Linked DNA regions of Homo sapiens: region 1 is linked to region 2. A link is an interaction called in ENCODE POLR2A ChIA-PET data of the cell type or tissue named here. Cell type or tissue: Panc1. All regions are shown on one strand. Links, peaks and the distances in the headings refer to the core of each region. The heading gives the core; the rest is flanking DNA.

What was found. Peaks named below come from ENCODE experiments on the same cell type or tissue, not always from the same donor. Only the 100,000 strongest peaks of a DNase experiment are listed, where the experiment ranks them.
Region 1: POLR2A ChIA-PET joins it to region 2 with 8 read pairs; 2 of 35 experiments call an interaction of 5 or more read pairs at or near these places.

Annotation. Positions count from the first base shown.
Region 1 is chr15:59,305,367-59,308,269 of GRCh38, forward strand. The region is part of intron 1 of MYO1E (myosin IE); the gene reads right to left. Among named protein-coding and RNA genes, the nearest start is that of MYO1E, 66 kb to the right of the region's middle. In Panc1, for the core only: no CTCF peak of the experiment used is centred there; no DNase peak of the experiment used is centred there; H3K27ac peaks cover 1,799 bases.
Region 2 is chr15:59,609,379-59,612,281 of GRCh38, forward strand. It overlaps GCNT3 (glucosaminyl (N-acetyl) transferase 3, mucin type), which reads left to right and starts at 2,405. Exons shown (of 3, transcript NM_004751.3): 1 at 2,405-2,603. In Panc1, for the core only: no CTCF peak of the experiment used is centred there; no DNase peak of the experiment used is centred there.

The DNA.
Region 1 (2,903 bases), core at 161-2,660, 300 kb before region 2:
GTATTTTTAGTAGAGATGGAGTTTTGCCATGTTGCCCAGGCTGGTCTCGAACTCCTGAGCTCAAGTGATCCGCCCACCTCAGCCTCCCAAAGTGCTAGGATTACAGCCATGAGCCACCACGCCCAGCCTATTCCACAGTAACTTAAATGAAACTTCTACTTAGAGAAACGAAAAATACAGCCAGTATTAAACTGCCCCTTGAACTCCCCAGCAGATGAGATAAACCCTGAGTCACAACTTTCTTGCCTGACTTGTCTCTTCCTCTATTCAGATTTCCTCCCATCTGAACAACTGGCTCATGGACAGACAGAGGCTGACCTGTGGCAGCAATTGTGAGCTGTGCTTCCTTTCCTTGAGTTATAAAATCTCGGGCTTTTTATTGGACACACAGTTACCCAGAATAAAAAATTCATTCCCAGCCTACCATGTAGTTTAGATGTGGCCGTGTGACATAAGTGGAAGGGGTGTATTCAAGTTCTAGGACATTCAAAATTAGGAGGTCTTGATCAGAGCTTCACTGGGGGCCCATAAGGATGAGGACAGACCAAGGCCATACCCTAAGGATGGCAGAGCAGGAAAACCAGACAACTGCAGAGCTACACAGCAGCCTTGAACTCCCTCCATCCAGAATGTTAAGTGGGAGAGAAATAAACACATGCCACAGTAACAACCAATAAAACTCCCTCGTAATTACAGCTGCATATTCTCAGGTGGGCATTTTTCTATTTAAATGCGATAAAATTAAATTCAACCCCAGAAGTTTTTCTATGGCACCAGGTTTACACAAATCATTTGCAATTAAATCCCTTTGCAATATGTTAGTGCTCACTTCTCAGAATCCAAAATAAGGGAAAAAATCTGTTGTAGATTATTACATGTACATTATTATAGATTACCTGATTGTATATTTCTGTGCTCACTAATTGTTTTATGAGTATATTTATGGTCTTTTCCATTACATAGAATATTTCTAGTTTTCACCTTTTTGTCTTACTCTTTCTTTCTCAATAGCCTAGGGCACATTAATGAAAGCATAAAAGATACTGAACGAATATATGTTTTAATGAGCATTTAAAGACTCTATAATGTAATCATATTTTAACATTTCTCCTTCATTCACTCACTCCTCATCCTCGTCTGAGATACTCAGGTTGTGGATGGAGGAAAATATATGCCTCAGCTAAATGGCAAATTGCCATGGGGTTGCTCCACAGGTTGGCAAAACCTCAAATGCTAAATTTGTGAGTGCCAAGGATTTAAATATATAAAATGCCTTTATTTGTGAAAGGTCTCAAAGGACTTTGCTCATTGTTGATTCATCATATCCCTTAGGTTTGCAAAACCATTTGCAATTTACAAAGTACTTTCACACTCATCATCTCAGTCCTTGGAGTCAGGCTGGATATTAGGGACTGACACGTTATCAACAAGGAGCCAAGATGGTGAGGCACGCCTGGTGCTCATGCTCATGAGTTGCTCATGATGTCATTCATCTCAAAAACCTGGTGTGTGAATGGCCCTTTGGGTTATTTTCCTGGTCTCCCTGTTATGAGCAGCGTTGCAGCAAGCGTTCTCATTCCTGTATCTTTGCAGCCTTGAGCTAATACTTCTGTGGGATGGACTTCAAAGTGGAACCGCTGGTCAGAGACTTGAGAACGGGATGCAAGCATATAGAAAGAGGCACTGGGAAAGTCTTCCTGGCAGGAAAATGAAGGAGAGCACCAAAGCATGAAGTACAGGAGGCAGGCCTAACGAGATCATCATTTCCAGCTTTTATTTAACTGAAAATGTAGGCTATTGCTTCCCAGCTTCAGAGTGAAACTAAGTCCAAGGGGACATCACCCAGGGAGCTGCTGGTATGGCCTGGGCATTGGAACTCTCCGGGCATCTCCAGTGGCACATGAGCATAGGCTACCTCACCAGATCCCTCAGCAGCTGCACCAACACCCTGGGCCCGGGGAGGATGAGGTTCCGCACAGTCGTTTTCTATTGGAAGGAGAACACGCAGGAGCTTTGGCTTACAGACAACAGCAGCTGGGCAGCTGGGGCTGGCCACCATGGGAAAGGGACAGAGCAAGAACCAGATTCTGTCAACTTTAATCTACGTTAATCCTGCTTATAATTCTGACATTTCCTTCCCACCTTCACTCTCAGGGTTTGCTTCATAGACTCTAAGACCCCTAATCTAGCTATTTGGGTGAGTATATTATTTGTAAATGATTCCAATGAGTTTAGTTTTTGTTTTTGGTTTTGGTTTTTTTAAGACGGAGTTTCGCTCTTGTTGCCCAGGCTGGAGTGCAACGGCGCGATCTTGGCTCACGGCAACCTCTGCCTCCAGGGTTCAAGCCATTCTCCTGTCTCAGCCTCCCGAGTAGCTGGGATTATAGGCATGCACCACTATGGCCGGCTAACTTTCTATCTTTAGTAGAGGTGGGGTTTCTCCATGTTGGTCAGGCTGGTCTTGAACTCCTGACCTCAGGCGATCCACCCGCCTCAGCCTCCCAAAGTGCTGGGATTACAGGCGTGAGCCACCACGCCTGGCTCCAGTGAGTTTAAAACAAATCCTTGGGGCTGGCGCGGTGGCTCACGCCTGTAATCCCAGCACTTGGGGAGGCCAAGGTGAGCGGATCACTTGAGGTCAGGAGTTCAAGGCCATCCTGGCCAACATGGTGAAACCCTGTCTCTATTAAAAAACAAAAAACAAAAATTAGCCGGATGTGGTGGCATGCATCTGTAGTCCCAGCTACTCGGGAGGCTGAGGCATGAGAATCACCTGAACCCAGGAGGCAGAGGTTGCAGTAAGCCAAGATCATGCCACTGCACTCCAGCTTGGGTGACAGAGTGAGACTCTGTCTCAAAAAAAAAAAAAAAAAAAAAAAAAAAAATAGGCTGGGCATGGTGGC
Region 2 (2,903 bases), core at 304-2,803:
CAAAAGAACCTTGGTCTTCACAATCTTTTATCTTAACCTGAACATTCCCTTTCTGTGGATCCCAGGTCTTTAGACAAACTCAACCAATTGTCAACCAGAAAATATTTTAATTCACCTATAGCCTGGAAATACCCCCCTACCATCCCCCACCCCCTTTGAGTTGTCCCGTCTTTCTGGACCAAACCAATTATTTCTTAAATGTATTTGATTGATGTCTCATGCCTCTCTAAAATGTATAAAATCAAGCTGTGCCCCAACCACCTTGGGTACATGTTCTCTGGACCTCCTGAGGGCTGTGTCACGGGCCATGGTTGCTCATATTTGGCTCAGAATAAATCTCTTCAAATATTTTACAGAGTTTGACTCTTTGCTTCGACACTACCGTCTGCAAGTTCTTGTGCTAGCCGCTGTGGGAAAGACACAGCTGAGTCAGACATGATCCCTGCCCTCAAGGAGCTTGTGACACCACAGTGAAGACAAGTCTATTTTGGTGAGTTTGTGGAGACAGGAGATAGAACAAGCATGGCCGTGGCTGCCCTTTGCTTCCGTGGTGCTGAGCAGCAGCAGGGGCAGCTGTGAGCAGGCAGCTGGTCTTGGCAGGAAGCAGAGCACCACCCAAAGACTGGAGTGAGGAAATAAGGCCGCCTTTACAATTTGGCAAATGACTGGCCTTGGGAATGTGAGTAGAGAGAGAGTAGCAAATTAAGATTATCTCACCTGAGAAGATTCAGAAGTTTCCTCTGCATTTTGTGAATAAGCAGTGTGGGCCTGCCTGCCTGCCTGCCTGCCTGCCTGCCTGCCTGCCTGCCTGCCTGCCTGCCTTCCTTCCTTCCTTCCTTCCTTCCTTCCTTCCTTCCTTCCTTCCTTCCTTCCTTCCTTCCCTCCCTCCCTCCCTCCTTCCTTCACTCCTTCCTTCCTTCCTGTGAATAAGCAGTGTGGGGCTTGCTTGCTTGCTTTGAGTAAGTAGTGTGGGCTTTCTTTCTTTCCTTCTTTCTCTTTCTTTTTCTCTTTCTCTCTCCCTCCTCCCTCCCTCCTCCCTCCCTCCTCCCTCCCTCCTTCATTCCCTCCATCCATCCCTCCCTCCTTCCTTCCCTCCCTCCTTCCTTCCCTCCCTCCTTCCTTCTCTCCCTCCCTCCTTCCGTCCCTCCTTCCTTCCCTCCTTCCTTCCCTCCTTCCTTCCCTCCTTCCTTCCCTCCCTCCTTCCCTCCCTCCTTCCCTCCCTCCTTCCTTCCCTCCCTCCATCCCTCCCTCCTTCCCTCTCTCCATCCCTCCCTCCTTCCTTCCTTCCCTCCCTCTTTCCTTCCCTCCTTCCCTCTTTCCCTCCTTCCTTCCTTCCCTCTCTCCCTCCTTCTTTCCTTCCCTCTCTCCCTCCTTCCCTCCTTACCTCCCTCCTTCCTTCCTTTCCTCCTTTCTTTTCTTCCTTTTCTCTTCTTCTCTTTCTCTCTCCCCCTCCCTCCTTCCCTCCCCCTCCCTCCTTCCCTCCCCCTTCCTCCTTCCCTCCCCTTCTCTCCCTCCCCCTCCCCTCTGCCTCCCCCTCCCCTCTGCCTCCCCCTCCCCTCTGCCTCCCCCTCCCCCTCCCCCTCCCCTCCCCTCCCCCTCCCCTCCCCCTCCCCTCCCCTCCCCCTCCCCTCCCCCTCCCCTCCCCCTCCCCTCCCCCTCCCCCTCCCCTCACCCTCCCCCTCCCCTCGCCCTCCCCCTCCCCTCGCCCTCCCCCTCCCCTTCTCCTCCCCCTCCCCTTCTCCTCCCCCTCCCCTTCTCCTCCCCCTCCCCTTCTCCTCCCCCTCCCCTTCTCCTCCCCTCCCCCTCCCCTCCCCTCCCCCTTTCTTCTTTCCCTCCCCTCCCCCTTTCTTCTTTCCCTCCCCTTCCCCTTTCCTCTTTCCCTCCCCTTCCCCTTTCCTCTTTCCTTCCTTTCTTTTCTCTCCTCTCTCTTTCTCTTTCTCTCTCTCTCTCTTTCTTTTCCTCTTTAATCTCTTTTCTCTTTTCTTCTTTAATCTCTTTTCTCTTCCACTCCAGGCCATGTGAAGTGCATCCAGGAGGGCTGTCTAGAGCAAGGGGGAACTTTGAGTGCAGAGAGGATGTGGAGCTCTAAGGAGGAACCTACAGGCTGTCCCTGTCTTTCAGCAAATTGCATCCAGTCTGAGCTTCACTTTGCAACCCTGATTAGAAACCAGTTTGATCACACTGGGTCTTTCAACCGTTTGTCTGTGGCTAGAGTTCATAACTTCATCTTTGTTAAGAGCCCACTACCTAGAACATTTATTTAATGTTAGAGCTCAAAACACCCTACCTCCCCTCTCCTCATCTTCTTTAGTGCCTTCAGTCTTTTTCAAACCCTAGCTCCAGCCTAATAAGTAACACATTAACTGGGTTTTCCTATTTATCTATCCTCTCGCATTACTTCTCTGAGTCAGAGCCTCTTCTCTCTAAGTCACGGGAACTGCCCTTGCTACTTGTGACCTGCCCTTTACTCAGCAGTTTTTGTTCTGGGAAGCCCTGGGATTCTGCTAATACCTATCACTGTAGGTGCTGAAGGGAAACAGATGAAGAACATGACCTCAAGGAGCTTCCTGTCAATGAGAAGACCAAGCTGACGCCTGGCAAAGGTAAATGCCACCATAACAAATTAAGTAAAAGTGTGCATTAGCTAATTTGTAAATTCAGCTTAAGATGAATCCTGCTTCTTGGGCCCTTCTCTGACGCTGGTGTTGGGACTGTAGGATTCCTCGAGCCTCCGTCAAGGTTAACATCAAATCCCACTGGCTTCTCTCAGCACCACCTTGATGACCCTAGCTTAGTTTCTCTGTTTCCCATGACTGGAACTCTTAGACCTTTCCACAAACATACAAGGATTTATAATTCAAAGCTCAAGCGATGAAGTTGAAGCTTTTGGCCCATAGGAAGCC